Linked DNA regions of Homo sapiens: region 1 is linked to region 2. Evidence: read pairs that join two places in POLR2A ChIA-PET (ENCODE). Cell type or tissue: MCF 10A. All regions are shown on one strand. Each heading gives the region's core, and the rest is flanking DNA. Links, peaks and the distances in the headings are about the cores only.

The links. Peaks named below come from ENCODE experiments on the same cell type or tissue, not always from the same donor. Only the 100,000 strongest peaks of a DNase experiment are listed, where the experiment ranks them.
Region 1: POLR2A ChIA-PET joins it to region 2 with 5 read pairs; 3 of 35 experiments call an interaction of 5 or more read pairs at or near these places.

Annotation. Positions count from the first base shown.
Region 1 is chr2:102,115,969-102,124,633 of GRCh38, forward strand. It overlaps a transcript of IL1R1 not described here. Among named protein-coding and RNA genes, the nearest start is that of IL1R1, 22 kb to the right of the region's middle. In MCF 10A, for the core only: no CTCF peak of the experiment used is centred there; no DNase peak of the experiment used is centred there.
Region 2 is chr2:102,046,293-102,054,292 of GRCh38, forward strand. No RefSeq gene overlaps it. Among named protein-coding and RNA genes, the nearest start is that of IL1R2, 58 kb to the left of the region's middle. In MCF 10A, for the core only: no CTCF peak of the experiment used is centred there; DNase peaks (open chromatin) are centred at 2,399 and 3,919.

The DNA.
Region 1 (8,665 bases), core at 666-8,665, 70 kb after region 2:
TCCAACCTTGCAGCAAACGGCAAATAGGAGCTTGCTCAGCAGTATTTATATGGCGAATCTGGATTATTTAGAAGGAAATTGTGTTTCTGTCTCACTGTGTGGCCCATGTAGGTTGCATAGTTGCAGTATCTTCAACTTTGCATTGACAAGGTGGGTGCGTTGCACTGGGTCGAGATGGTTCAGATGTCCCCCAATGCATTGCTGCTTTCGACATCTCTCCATTTCTCTAGCTTCTAACACTTTGTTTGTCTCTCTTCAACCACCATGCTGAGAAAAAAGTTTAAGGGCTTTTCTTGTTCCCCCACGTAATCTTGGCAAGTAATAACAGTGAACCCTGGAGATGGAAAGAAGTGTGGATGTTAGGAGACTGGATTGCTAGCATGGCATTAACAATTTTTGGCTATGTTGACTCTCAAGTAAATATGGCAACTGCTTTTGCTTTTCCTTTTCAAAATACAAAGATAAAATTTAAGGGGAAGTGAGATTTTGGCATAAATGGCTGACTCTTCTGCAAATAGCATTTCTGGATTAATTTTATTACATCCAATTGCTCTTCCATGTATTCCGATAATTTTATTTGTAATAAAGTTCATAAGTGCTGTTGGTGATTAGCCAAAAAAAAGAGTAAAGGGAGGTCAACTTTTGTGTAGTTGAGATCACTTTTTCTAAGTCTGATTTTAAATTGGGTGGTTTGTACTGTGTTAGCAATGTTAGAGGATACAAACAACCATAACAACAAAACAGCAACAGCAGCAGGAAGGTCATCCACCCGTGCTGAAAACCTCCTTCCTCTTGGGTTCACTTTTCCTTCTAGTGGGGGAAATGGTGAAATCACGTTAGCACTTTCTACTCTTGGTCCTGGTGTCTTCTTTATGACCTCGTAACATTTTCCTAGATAAAATTTGCATGTCTCTAACTTCTGAGTTCCACTTCTTACTGTTCTCATGTTCATTCATTATTCCATTGTGACGTGTTTGGCTGAGTTTGAAAGACTCTAATGATAAGTGGAGAAGGAAAAAATGACTTTTATAATAAAAGGTAACACTTAATGACATGAATCTGAGACACATGACTAAGTAAGAAAATAAAATATTGACGTCTTGGTTTTAAATATTGGGCAACACCATCTCATGTTTATCCTTTTTCTCATCAAACCGCATGTCCAATTTTGGATTAGGAAGACATTCTTACTGTACTTATGGTACGCCTGCAATCATGGTGCCTCCTCTGTCTATTTTTGGGTTGACCAAATAACAACGCAAAGCACTGAGTGCCAACCACCACAACAAGGACTTGGTCTGTATTTGTCCATATGCTTGCACTTCCCCCAAGGTGGACACTGTCATCCCCATGAATGGATGAGGGAAGAGAAGCTGACAGAACACAGCTGGAAAGAGCAGGGTGAGAGGTCACTGTGGGCCTCTCCCATCAGTGATTTGGTGCTATTTGTGGCCTCTGCAGGCATGGACATATCCTGTTGACATTACAAAATAAAATGGATGCAAATATTATTGTTTAGTGTCTTCCAATTTCTTGGATCCTTAAATAGCTGCCAACATCGCTCTTCAGTTATTTATGTACACAAAGAGCTATTTCTGAATATCCGTCCTAATTTTCTTCTGGCCTGTTCCCTGCATATTAATGTATTCCAATGAATCCCACCCATTCCAAAGAGAACTGAAGCAAGCTTGTGGCTTGTTTAGATGTGGTCCAAGTCTGTGTGGTCCCCTCAGGGAGGTGTAGTAAGGATTTCTCAGAACCGGTGTTTGCGTGTGAGGGAAGCCTGCTGAGCAGAGAGCGTTTACATTGCCCAGTGTTCCGAGTGCTTGAGTTTCAATAGTTACCTTAGTTTATTAGGACCTTGGAAGAGTACCAAAGCTGTGAGTTCCTGGGAGTTTTCCGTCAAAATCAGTCCTCTGGCATGGTAAAGAATATGTTTGTAAAGGAACAAGAAAAAAATATATAATTTTTCTAAATATATATATAGGAAATGTATATATATATACACATATAATATATATATAGACAAAATAAAAATATATATTTGATCTCTGGCCCTGATTCCCAGCACAGAGCTCCTAACTTCTTGGAATTTCCTGGGTGATGGGAGTCTTTTGTTCTAATGAAGCTCCTGGGAGGAGAATGGTCACTAGAAAGAACAGATTAGAAGCTTGGGAATTTCAGTCCTACCCCCATCCTCTGGGAAGACCTGGAGGCTGGAGATTGAGTTAATGATCAGTGATGTTCAAGTAACAAAGTCTTGTAAGAATCCCAGAACTCTGGGGTTTGGGGAGCTCCAGGGCTGCTGAACATGTGGAGGGTAGCCCACCCGGAGAGGGCAAGGAAGCGCACTTCCCCTCCCATACACCTCGCCCTGCATATCTCTTCATCTGGCTGTCTTCTGTATCCTTTATTGTATTCTTTATTACATAGTAAGCTGGGAAATGTGTTTCCCTGAGGTCTGTGAGCCATCCCAGCAAATTATGAAATCCAAGGATGGGGTCGTAGGAACCCTGGTTTACAGCTGGTCAGTCAGACATATAGGTGACAACTTGGCACTTGTATTTGGTATCTGAAATGGGGGGCAGTCTTGTGGGACTGAACCCTTAACCTGAGGTCTGTGCTAACTCCAGTTAGTATCAGAATTGAATTGAATTGTGGGACACTCGGCTGGTGTCATTCAGCTGGTGTCAGAGTATTCCTTGACATCGCTTCAATCCCTGGTCACAGAAGTGTGTGGAGTGCAGGTATAGAAAAGGAAAAGTAGGGCCGGGTGTGGTGGCTCACGCCTGTAATCCCAGCACTTTGGGAGGCCAAGGTGGGAGGATCATGAGGTCAGGAGATCAAGACCATCCCGGCTAACATGGTGAAACCCTGTCTCTACTAAAAATAGGAAAAAATTAGCCAGGCGTGGTGGCAGGCACCTGTAGTCCCAGCTACTCGGGAGGCTGAGGCAGGAGAATGGTATGAACCTGGGAAGCAGAGCTTGCGGTGAGCCGAGATCGCTCCACTGCTCTCCAGCTTGGGCAACACAGTGAGACTGTGTCTCAAAAAAAAAAAAAAAAAAAAAAAGACAAGGAAAAATAGTTGTTTTTTATCTATCTCACGTTTATTTTAGATTACTCAAAATAAGCATATCTGAGCTTATATCTGCTGTGCAGAGCAACGAAAACATTTATGGGAGGGTAATGGCGGTAAACACTGTAACTTCATGCTGACGTTAGGTGGTAACTTCTCTTCGATAATTCAAGCTACCTAGTGATAATGTAAGTTCTTTATTGCACTTCAAAAGTATTTCTCTGTCCATGGAGGGCATTTCTTCTCAAAACACTTTGTACTTCCTTATGAAGTTGGAATATTTGCTATGGAAACCAAATTGTTCTTCCTTTGGCCTGCTGAAAATTAGAAAATAAATTTTGTGTGGTCAGTAGGTTATTGTTTTAAACTTAACTACATGAGATTAACTTCTGGAACTGAGATGCCAATGATGCAATTTCAGAATGCAGTTGTTGCACTCATTAAACACCACAGTTTGGGAAGGATCCCTGATCCACTTGGTGCTCAGTGGCTTTCTCAGCCTAACAGGGACATAGTTTGAAGAGTCTTAAACAAAAGTTACATAAGAACCGCAGATGACTAGCTGTTGGTTCCATAGGTAGATTTTCTTTTATTATCTTAGTTTTCAGCTTTATTGAGGTACAACTGACAAACAATAATTGTGTATATTTAAGGTATACAACATGAGGATTTGTTGTATGTACACATTATGGAATGATCACCACAATCAAGCTAACACATTCATCACCTTACATAGTTACCTGTTTTGTGTATGCATGGTGAGAACAGCTAAAATCAACTCTCTTAGCAAACTTCAAGTGTACGATACAGTATTACTCACTATAGTCACCACGTTGTCCATTAGGCCCTTCAGAACTTATTCATTTCATGATGAAAAATGTATATATTTTGATACCATTTCCCCCTTCCCTCCTTGGCAGCCACCACTCTACTCTCTGTAAATCATTCTTCTTGTCATTAGTCCCCTGTCAGAACTCTGTCGTGGCCCCTTCCAAACCTCCCCCTGAGCTATCAAAGCTTTCATTTACTGCCTCGGTATAATTAATTTTCAGTGCTTATTTGGCCAGATCGGACCTACAGCCCTCAGTGGTCTTTAAAGTGAAAAAAGTGAAAAGTCTTTAGCATGAAACCTTTGATGTGCATGTTGTGTGAGCGTATGTGTTTGAGTGTGTGGGTGTTCATGTGTAGTTTCATGAACGTGTGTGTGGGTTTTCATGTGTGTTGAGTCAGTGTGTATCATATGTTGTATATGGGTGTTATATGTATGGTGTGAATGTACGTGTTTGTTGTGTGTGTTTTGTGTGTGTTGCATGTGCTCTGTGGCTGTGTGTTGCATGAATGTGTGTCGTGTGTGCATTGTGTGCACGTGCCAAGTACCTGGCATGTATTTTACTAGGTGCTTAGTAAACATTTGTCACATGCAGGAAAGGCACAATTCCTGCCTCCATGAAGCTCACTGTGTAAACTCACAGGTGAATTGTCAATTCCTTAGGCACAGGGTCTGCGTTGTGTTCATTTTTCTGTCCTTCAGTGTCACACAGAGGCAGGCAACTCCGGCATAAAATGTGGGGCTCAGATGGGAAACAGGTATTGTATAATGAAACACAAATTTGCTCTCAATTCAGGTTTCCTGAAGCAGAAGCTTGTTTTCTTCAATTCACCTTTGCACACACTACACAATCCCATTCACTATTATGTTTGTCATGTATTATCCCTCCACGCTCTGCAGGTGGGTAGGGATTTGTTGGATTTGTTCCTAGATACACCTCAAGTACCTGGAACACTGCCTAGTACATGGTGTGCGCACAATAAAAAATTGGTTTAATGATCAAATGTAAGAGTAAATGAGTTCCGGCACATGTGGTCCACATCCGGGTTTTTAGCAGAACATAGGTATTATGATGTCTGTCACAGTTCACTCTAAATCTCAGCTGGTCTTGGCAAGCAGCTGCTTGGGGACTCTTCCTCTTGCTCCTGTCAGGCCCTAGTGTTAATCTGCATCCTGCAGGGTTTCCCTCTTAGGCTGTCATCATGGAGCTGGCCCCCGGGAGATGGCTCATCCTGCTTGGTCAATGGCCACGCTGTGCCCTTGGGTCCTTGCTGCAGCCTGTGCACTGTATGCCATTGACCCAGGGGTCTGGGACATCCAGCCACCCGGTGCTGACCACCATGGACTTTGCTGTTGCCTGCAGATGTCCGCCCCCCAACCCCCTGGTTTCTCTCCAGGCATCTTCTGTTCCTCTGGTTTCTCTCGCAACTTCTATCCCCCTCCTCGGTGCCTAGGAATTCTTGTCAGCTTCCTCCGCTTTGCCAGAGGCAGCCCTTGCAGCTGTGGAGCCACGTGTCACTGAGCACTGCCTTCTGGAAAGAGACTGCCATTTCCAGGCTGCTCCTCCACCAGCCCGGTGACTCAGTTTCTACTCCTTCTTCTGGAGTTGACCATCAGAGCTGAGCTCTTGCCTTCCTTCTTTCTCCTTCTGCAGATCTTCCCTCTAGCTCTACAGGAAGGGCCTCCCTGGCTGTGTGGTCAGAAGGTCTCCACTGTCCAAGTCCAGCCTGGCTTACTCTAGGGTTTATGGGTCCAGTCTTCCTCCATGACTCTTGAGATGTCAAGCCCAGTTTGGGGAGTTCAAAAATACCATTTTCTCTCTCTCAACAAAGCCTAGCACATTTTTTAAAACCACATTTTAACATTTCTGAAATTAGGATGCATCTTGCAATGGATAGTAGGTCCTAGTTATTTGGCAGCATTTTTTTTCTTATTGTACATATTACAGCTAACGATATTTTTGCTTAGGCTGTTGTCTTGCTATGGATTTAAACTCTATACTGGAGTTTAAAGCCATGCAACACTTTTTTGTTCTCAGCCTTCATCTTCCTCACCTCAAGGTAATAGATGCCTCTCCTTTAAAAATGTGAAGCTGCCAGGCAACCAGAATCAAGAAAAGGGCAGCCCTGGAAGATATACGTTTGTTTCATACATTCAAAAATAGGATTCCCAGTACCTAAGATCACCCTTTGAATCAATACACATGGGGCTGGACCACCTTAAGGCCATGGACTGGTTTCCATGCTATACTTTTAAATAAGGTCAAAGAAAAAATGTGTCCATCTCACAGGGGCCTGGCCTTCCTGGAAGAAGAAAACATACTGGTCAGTAAATAAGAATAGCTGGGCCCTTTGGCAGTTATAGATGTAATTTTCCACGAATAAGGCAGAATTGCATTCCACGCCTCTGTCTCATGAGAACATAATGAGTGTGAGACATGGAGAGACTGCATTTCTGAGTCAGGCCTGCTGAGATACAGGCCTAAAACTTTTATACTGAAGTCAGAGTTTTCTGTGTCAGTTCTCTCTCTCTCCCTGTCTCCTATGCACACATGCGCACAGAATAATGAGTGAGTGGACATGAAATAGAGAAGTGCTGTACCTGGCAATAGCAACTGAATCTAAAAAAAACAGTTTACTAACAGGCGTGAGTGAGGGGCGCTCAGTTATGAGTTGGTGATTTTAAGTATCAGGATCAGGTATGGGCCAGGTTTGTTCAAGCGAAAAATTGTAGTTAATATTCAGAAGGGCCTCGTGAAACCCAAGAGCAAGGACATAGCCATGTTTCTGGAAGAACTGGGACCAGCCAGGGAGGTTGTCTGCCAGGGTCTGAAGGAATCATTCTTCATTTCTTGTCTCCATTCCTTGCTTTTCTCTCTCTCTCTTTGAAAACTGGCTTTCCTTGTTTTCAGAAAACACAGTCACTCTGCATCTCCCAAGTGATGTTCAGAGCTAAACACTTTGTTTTGACTCCATCTATAACACATATGCATTAACTCCATGTATTTCAATGTAAAATTCTTGGGGAGAGCATGTGAATGCTGTAGCTTTGGGTCTAGCAAATATTCTTGGCCCCACCAGTCATGGCCAAGGTGTCTTTTAGGCTCATGCCTGTAGACTGAAAGCAGGGATCAGGGAAATTGGTTTACTTTAGTAAGAAATATAGGCATGCTGAGCAAATATCAACTGAGTAAACATCAACTGAAATACATAGAAATCATGAAAGATGGAATGCAGTATACTCACTCTATTTCCTTAAGGTACTTCTGCATTCCGATGCAATGTTTGTTGATTCAAAGGATAATGTAATAAAATGCCAAAGTTTTATCAATCAGAGACATTTGACTGCACATGTAATAATTCCATGCTATCTTTATTATCTGTGAAATTGTGTTTGTGTCTTATGGGACAAGTGTCATGAAACTCATTTTGAGAAGCAAGCTGAGATTTTGTAATAAATACATTTAGCTTTTTTTTGGAATGAGGCATACCCAGAGGTCCATGTTTAAAACAAATTAGAGTAAATCAAAGTAGCATTTACCATAAATATTAACGGTAAATGAAAAGGCTAGGGGAAATCTTTTTAAATTGTATCAAAATAATACTTTGTTTATACATAGGACAGCCACAGTGGCTCACACTTGTAATCCCAGCACTTTGGGAGGCCAAGGCAGACAGATCACCTGAGGTCAGGAGTTCCAGACCAGCCTGGCCAACATGGCGAAACCCCACCTCTACTAAAAATACAAAAATGTTAGCTGGTCATGGTGGCGTGCACCTATAATCCCAGCTACTTGGGAGGCTGAGGCAGGAGAATCTCTTGAGCCCTAGAGGTGGAGTTTGCAGTTAGCCGAGATCACGCCATTGCACTCCAGCCTGGGTGACAGAGTGAGACTGTGTCTTAATAAAATAAAATAAAATAAAATAAAATAAAATAAAATAATGTAACATGAATTCAATGTAAAAAAATTTAGAAATATGCCTACAGTGCCTCATATGGGTCTTTCTTGGTTGATAGGAATGAGACTTGGCAGAGATTAGGAAGGAGATGGTGAACAAGAGGGAGAAGGAGAGAGGTGAAAGGGATGGAAAGGGGAAGAGGGAAAGAGAAAGGGGTTTATCTTGTGAGATCACCTAAGTAAAGTACTCACACACTACCTCCTCTATTCTTGAGGCAGGGAAAGGTTAGACAAGGGTGCTGTGGGAGCTGGCAGGGTGGACACCTGTATTAGTCTGTTTCTGCACTGCTGTAAAGAAATACCCGAGACTGGGCACAGTGGCTCATACCTGTGGTCTCAGCATTTTGGGAGGCTGAGGTGGGCAGATTGCCCAAGGTCAGGAGTTCAAGACCAGCCTGGGCAACATGGTGAAACTCCATCTCTACTAAAAATAGAAAAATTAGCCAAGCATGGTGGTGCGCCTGTAATCCCAGCTACTCGGGAGGCTGAGGCAGGAGAATCGCTTGAACCCAGGAGGTGGAGGATGCAGTGAGCTGAGATTGCGCCACTGCACTCCAGCCTGGGTGACAGAGCAAGACTCCATCTCCCCCCCACCACTGCCCCCCCAAAAAAGAAATACTTGAGACTGGGTAATTTATAAGGAAAAGAGGTATAATTGGCTCACAATTCCACATGGCTGGGGAAGCCTCGGGAAACTTATAATCATTGTGGAAGGGGAAGCAAGTGCATCTGACATGGTGGCAGGCGGGAGAAGTGAAGTGAGAGCACAGGAAAAACTGCCACTTTTAAAACCATCAGAT
Region 2 (8,000 bases), core at 1-8,000:
TCCGTGGCCTCGCCAGGCTTCTCCCTGAGCTCTTCCAGTCTGGTGTTTATCCCACACCATGCACACATCTCCCAATCAATCACTGTGCCTCTGAGAACTTCCTTTAGCTGAATGGTGTGTTGTTTCTAGATGTGTTAACCCAAAGTTCATGCAGTTTTCCAAATGTGGCTGAAGCTGGGTTTTGTGTAAACACAGGATGCGGGCTTGACAGCAGCCGGCTGCACTGCCCTTTCACTAGGGTGGGACAATGCAGGAGGGATGCTGCCAGGAAATGGTCACAGTGACCCCTGGGTTTCTTTTCAGGGCTGTCATGGATAGATTGGAGATCTTTATCTCGCAAAATAGTAAAGGTGACTTTCTGGAAGTCATTTTAAGGGAAAACTGTAATCTCAAACTACTTCCAGAGAAGTACAACTATCATTCCTGTCTACTCTCCACTACTTTGTCAGAGCTTTTAAACATTTTACTAGCTTGCAATTTTACTGCGTGGAAGACTTGCAAGTCATCTGCAAGGGTGAGGTTTCCCTGTGTGCTCACTCATTTTAGGTCATGGAGAAGTATTCATTTGTCCTGATGGTTGGTTTTGGTCTCCGGGTTTCCTGTCTAGACCCGCTAAATGCCTACTGGTCTCATGGCTGCATTTTGAAGTCATCAGGTTAGACTTGGGGCATGTTTGAAGTAGGATCTGAATCCAGGGGAGGCAATGGCTTCCTGACAAGGGTAGTTTCTCAAAACCTGGGATTTTCACTCCTGCAAGTTAGGAGTGGGCATGATGAGAATATAAAATCATGAAGCAACTCAAATCAGACTTACTTAGTATACTAGAACAAGGAGGGTATCCCTTGATGTTGGCAGGGACAAAGAAAGTGAATTTTCTGTTTAAATATCATTAAGGAAGTGTGTGGAAGTCAGTCACGAAGGGGTGGTGCAGACTAAAACACCAAAAGGTTCAAATGAGCTCTGAGTCAATCAATGCGTGATTAATAAGTAAGGAATCACTTCAGGGAATTAGGGGTGTTTCTTTTATTAAAAAAAATTAAAAATAGAACTATCATACAATCCAGCAATCTTACTACTGGGTATATATCCAAAGGAAATAAAATGAGTATGCGGAAGAGATATCTGCACCCCCCCACCCCGTTTATTGCCGCACTATTCATAATAGCCAAGATGTAGAACAAACCTAAGTGTCCAACAGTGAATGAATGGGTGAAGAAGATGTGGTGCATATACACAATGGAATACTATTCAGCTATATAAAAGAAGGAAATGTTGTTCTTTGTGACAACATGAATGAATCTGGAGGACGCTATGCTAAATGAAATAAACCAGGTACACAAGGACAAATACTGCATGATCTCCCTTGCATGTGGAATCTAACCAAGTTGAATTCATAGCAGCAGAGGGTAGAATGGTGGCTACCAGGGGTTGGGGAGGGTTGGAAGACTTTGGTCCAAAGATACAACTTTTCAGTTAGACAGGAGGATTAAGTTCTGGAGATCTATTGTACAGCATGGCAACTGTAGTTAATAACAATGTATTGGGTACTTGAAAACTGGGTAAACATGTGGAGAAATAGAAATGCTTTTACACTGTTGGTGGGAGTGTCAATTAGTTCAACCATTGTGGAAGACAGAATGGTGATTCCTCAAGGATCTAGAACCAGAAATATCATTTGACCCAGCAATCCCATTACTGGGTATATAACGACAGGAATATAAATCATTCTACGATAAAGACACATGCACATGTATGTTTATTGTGGCACTATTTACAATAGCAAAGACTTGGAACCAACCCAAATGCCCACCAATGATAGACTGGATAAAGAAAATGTGGCACATATACACCATGGAATACTATGCAGTCATGAAAAAGAATGAGTTCATGTCCTTTGCAGGGACATGGATGAAACTAGAAGTCACCATTCTCAGCAAACTAACACAAGAACAGAAAAGCGAACACCGCATGTTCTCACTCATAAGTTGGAGTCGAACAATGAGAACACATGGGCTCAGGGAGGGGAACATCACATACCGAGGCCTGTTGGTGGCGGGGTGGGGGGAAGGGGAGGGAGAACATTAGGACAAATACCTAATGCATGTGGGGCTTAAAACCTAGATGAGGGTTGATAGGTACAGCAAACCACCACGGCACATGTATTGTGCCCCAGCAATTTCTGGAGCAGGAGAAGCAGGGCACACCTCGTGATAGGTGGAAGATCTGACAGGGAAGCTTGACTATCAGAACAGGGAGTGACCTTGTGGATCATGCTGTCCTCAGAGGTGGCACAAACCAAAGAGCGGGGCTTGCCAGAGATCTAGGCGAAGTCAGAGAGAAAGCATCATAGCAGCCTGTGCTCAGAAGTCCCTGGGAACGTCCTGAACCTTCCGAGGGTGACCCTGGAGAAAACACTCACCACTGAGTGACTCACAGCCTCTTCTCTGAGCCACTGAAGTCAAAACAGGGATCCGAAGCTTGCTCCCGGCCACTTCACCTTGTCGTTGAGCATCCTCTTCCTCTGGAAACACTGGCCTCCTAGTTCTTGGTCTTTTCTTCTCTTCTTTCCTGTAGAGTCTGTGAAAAAAAAAAGATGAACTCACACTTTCATGTAGTTAATACTAAACTTAATTAATCCTGGCAACAGCCTATGGGAAGGGTGTGGCATTGCTTACTGCACTGATTTAATTGAGATCTGAATAGTTCTGGGGACTAAGATCCCACAATCCTAGTTTTTTTTTTTGTTTTGTTGGCAAAATCCTGCCTAGTTTTTTTTGTTTTATTGGGGGATCAAGTTCCTGGATTGCTATTTGTAGACAGCATTTACCTTAAAGCAGGTGCCTTCAAAGGAGAAACTCCTTACTGTTAGAATTTTAGACAGCATGGCAGGGTCTTGAAGTAGATTTGTGGGAATTTCCCTGGGACCCTCAGGTCACATGACCATTTATTGGCCCTGCTCTGCAGGGCACCTTAGGTGATGTATTGCAAAGGCAGATCAAGGGAAAGCAGATGTTGCCATGGAAATGGCCCTGCCCCCATTCATTATTAAAAGTTGTTGTTATTGTTGTTTTTTGGCAGCATCAAATAGCAGTGAAAATTTTTGAGGCAGCTGACCTAAATTTTGAATGTGATCTCATAGTCAGGGTTCTTAAATTAGTGAAAACGAATATGCTTCCTACAGGAAATTATTTAAAAAGATGACACATGAGGATTTAGTCCAGAAGCCACTGGATTGAAAAGATACCTCAGTGTGTCCAACCTGGGCAGAAAAGTCCTGCCAAAGAAACATTTATAAGGTTGCTTTTAAATTGGATTTGATAAAATAAAAGTTACAATAAAAAAATAAGCTGGGTTTGAGTTAATAGTAGTAAAGGCATGGGTATATGTTGTTATTTATTTGAGTTATCAGTGCTGGTATTTTTTTAATTGCATGAAGTGAGTTTCCAAGAGCAGAATTCCCACCCATACTGGGCCATGGAAAGAGGCGAGTTTAACTTAAGACAGCTCAGTTTGCATTCATCGTTTGGGAGCCAGTTAAATGGAAGGTGAGGTGGCAGTTGTTAGTGCCGCGTTTGTCAGTGGGTGGCCGAGGATGGTGTCTTGTCCAACTCTGCGGAACTCCGGCTGCTGCTCTGTTAACCCAGCAAGGTCTTCTGGTGGTGGCTGCAGACTCTGCACTCTCCCCTGTGCCGGGACTCTGGGTCTTGCTTCTGAGGGTTTGCTGCAGTCAAGGGAGAGATATTTTCAATGCCTCTTGGCAGGGGAAATTATTTCCTGAATTGAGTCCAAGCAAAAAAGGATCTTCTGTAATTTGGTGAAGTATCGAGTGCCAGGACACACCCTGACTGGCAACATCACTAAATGCCCTTTGTGACTGCTGGGGCTCAGGGTTTTATTGTGTAAGCTCATTTAGGCCAATTTTACGTGGGCAGCACATGTACTGCCAGCTGGAACCCTTGTTCTGCAGACAGCCATGACTGTGGAACATGTCCAGCACCCATGAAAGGCCTGGTAGATGAATAAATGTGCAGAATGGGTGTGGGCCTCAGCAGTGTCTGACCAATACAAACAGAGCTGCTTGTGTTTGGGTCAACTTTTATAAGTGGAGATGATCTGGGGCTAGAACCACAATGATCACATGTACTGGGTGATTTGTGGAAGAGAAGTTTATATACTAAAACTACATCACTCTTGAATATTTCTGAAAGGACACATAAAAGAATGTGAAGTGTGGCTCTCTCTGGGGAGGAGAACAAGGGTTCTGGGATGAGCAGAACTACTTTTCACTGAATTTGCTTTACCAAATGCGTATGTTCATTTTCTGTTTAGATAACTAGACTGGGTTTCTCTAGCTATATTAAAGATCACCATGTGATCTTAGATGTACATCACTTAACATTGCTGAATTTCCTGTTTCTTGTTTGCAAAACAAAGGATTTGAGCTAGAGACTTTTAAATATCTTTCTAGCTCTTCATATGGATTCATTTTAAGACAAAAATACTGCAGGAAGTTTTTGTATCTAAAAACCATTTTCCATCTAAGTTAGTTAAGTTGATTATGACACCTACAGAGGGCATTTCAGCCCCTAATGCCTGTTCCACTGAGGGCTAAGACGATGGTTTATCTTGACAGCAGCAAGCCCACAGATGTCAAAGGTCACTCATACATCCCTCCCTGACTCTTAACATGGGGGAAGGGGAGACAGTGCATCACTTCCGGTAGATCCAATAGCTGCAACAGATCTTCCTCTGTGTGTGTGGATGAGTGGGACTATTTCAATCTTTTTAAGTCAAGCCCAAAACTGGGACTTGGGCCAACAGCTGAAGGAAGCCAGCAGCCTGTTGGATCAGGATGCACGAACACTTCCCAAATGCCTCTTCAAATGGCCTTGTTTTCAGAAGCCGTCCTCTTGTTGGACATTGACACCAGCCGGTGCTTTGAAAGCTGCTGTTGATGGCTGGTTGGCTGGTATCCTTCAGGAAACACTTCCAGGATGGAAATATTCATGTTTTACCAAAGCCAAGGAGCTTAAATAAATAGATTGTGATTTCTTCTCTCAGCGGAGGAATTTAATGTGCTAGAGGTTATTGTTGGCCGGCCACGGTGGCTCATGCCTGTAATCCTAGCACTTTGGGAGGCTGAGGTGGGTGGATCACCTGAGGTCAGGGGTTCGAGACCAGCCTTTCCAACATGGTGAAACCCCATCTCTACGAAAAATACAAAAATTAGCCAGGCATGGTGGCCAGCACCTGTAATCCCAGCTATTTGGGAGGCTGTGGCAGGAGAATTGCTTGAACCTAGGAGGAGGAGGTTGAAGTGAGCCAAGATCATGCCATTGCATTCCAGGCTGGGTGACAAGAGCGAGACCCTGTCTCAAAACGAAAAAAAAAAATAGAGGTTACTGTTAACATCCAGTTGAGGCCAACAGATAAAATGAAGTTAGTTCTGGAAGGATTTTGCCTTACCATGGCTGCAATGGGCTCACTAAGTCAAAACCTAGTGGAAGTCCTGGGAAGTGAGGTCATCCCAGGATTGTGGTTTGAAGAGCCCCAGGAAGAGGGAGGCAGCACGTGCTGGAGGGCCTGGTGGTGTCTCAGGAAAGACCTCACTTAGGCCAAGTGCCATTGTGTGAGTGAAACCACTGGGGTCTTCTTGGACTGAGGCCAGAAATGCAATTTTGTTGGTGATCGAAGATGTTCAGACTCCCAAGGGTCGGCTCCTTCAAATCATTCTCATTCCAAAGTGCTGATTTGTTAATTATAGCAGGGATGTCTCTTTCCGTTATTTATGGAGGTATCTGGGGACTGAATTAGGCATCTGAAGGCAGCTTGGGGAGTGTGAAATGAATGTCAGTGGAATCACTGCCTGGCGAGTATGAGGTCAATGCCTGACGGAACTTTCAAACAGCATAGCGCAGCCATTAAGAGCATGGTTCCTGGACCCAAAGTACCCTGGACTGAGTCCCAGCCTCTATTAAATTGGGAACATTGGAGAAGTTTCCTGAACTTTCTTTCTCTGTCTCTGTTTTCATATCTAGGAGTTGATATAATTTCATCAGATAATTTCAAGGTTTGGTGTGAGGATTAAATGAGATATTACATGCTAAGCACCTAGAACAATGCCAGGCACATGGAAGCACTGGGGTGTGTGAGTTGCAATCATCATCATCGTCATTATCTGGGGCAGGGCTCAGCAGACTTTTCTGTAGAGGGTGAGAGAGTAAATATTTCAGGCTTTTCTGGCCACACCGTCTCTATTGCAATGACTTAATTCTGCTGTTATATTTCAAAAGCAGTCATAGGCAATATGAAAGCAAATGGGCGTGGCTGTGTTCCAGTAAAGTTTTATTTATAGAAATAGGTGATATGTGGGGTTCTGTCCTGTGGCTGTCGTTTGCCTGACCTCTCATCTATAGAATTACCATGATACTGAAACACTAGGTAGAAATTACTGAGTCAGAGCAAGGGCTAAAAAGAGGAATGTTTAGTCTTTCTCCTTAATTCAATAACTATCCTATACTTTGTGGGCAGGTAGGGAGACCGAGGCACCCATTCTCATATTGTGAAGTTGGTAAAATTCAACTCTCTTGACTCTTATATTTTAGTTCCTTCTCTCCAATCCTGGGCAGCCCAGTAGTCACATGGCTGGAAATAATCCATTTTGATCATTTGCGGTGGAGTTAGAGACAAAATTCCTAACCAAGGGCTAGCTACCAGAAAGGAATATTAAAGTATCATGACGGATGGAATCTCCATTAAAAGGAGATCTTAGTGGCCAATGTCAGATGCTTCTGTCCCCTCAATGGCATCCCATCTAAGGGGATGTGTGATGAACTCACAGCCAGCCTTGACCAACAGCACCCTCCAAGGACAGCAAATATGATGGCTGGAGTCTGAACTGCCCTTAGACCCGCGGGAGGGCCCTTGCGCCAGGCCGTACACCAGAACCCAAAGACTTCCTTCAAAACATATTTTCGGTTGCATAGGAAAGTGTTTTGAAAGTTTAGCTGAAAATTGAGCAAAAGGAAATAGTGGAAGAAGGTTGCCAGAGGATGCCATGAAGGGAGGAGGAAATCGCTGGCTTGCTCTTGGGATCCAGAGAAAGTGCTGCTTTTGTTTCAAGCTGACTTCCCCAAACTACCCGAAGTGAATGTCTAGGTAGGAGCTGGGTTCGCAGAATAACTGTGCCCCCTCCCTCCTCTTTGTGGAGAGGGTGTAGTTTTGGACCGGCTTAGAAATCCGGAGTGAGAAAAGTGAGGCGTGGAACTGGGGTGGGGACCTGTCACTCCAGGTGCTTGGTCCTAGTTCTCCCTAGTTGGGTCACTGTGTTACTGCTCAGGCTTGCAGCAGCCTGGATGAGCTGGGAAGGGGGTCCTTAGGTTTTGGGGTGAGGGGATCCCCTGGACACATTCCCTGGACACAAATAGGTAGGAATTCAGATTAACATTCTTAGGGGTACATTAAGTAACTTTGAGCTCTCTCAGCAGGTGCCATGTGAGTCTCCATGTGTGGTTGTGTTTTAAGCCCAGGAAGTGCTAGGAGTAAGCTGGAATAAGCTAGAACTCACAGCTGGTTCTTCCACATAGAGGTGGGTGACCTGTGTTCTGGGACCGCTTGATTTCTCCAGTTCATCTTCTGAACATGTCCCCTCTAGATATGTTATTCACACCGCCTTGGCTTTAGTCCAAGCTATTCTAGCTGGGGTACGGTCCTTTCCCTTCAAAGCAATCATTCATTCATCAAATTTTACACATCTATAGGTCTAAGTAAAACAAAAATTCTCAGAATTCTAGTTAATTACTGTTATTTGTATGTGTGTGTATGTATACATATATGTGTGTACATATGCGCATATATTTTATTATGTTTTAAAAACTTGTCTCCTATATTTTCTAATTACGAGGAGTGTTGGGGTAGTGGATGTATGCAGGGTAAAAAAAATCAAAAGTTTTTTCAAACTCTCAAAAGTGGAGAAGTCTGCTTTGTCATCAGAATGTGTA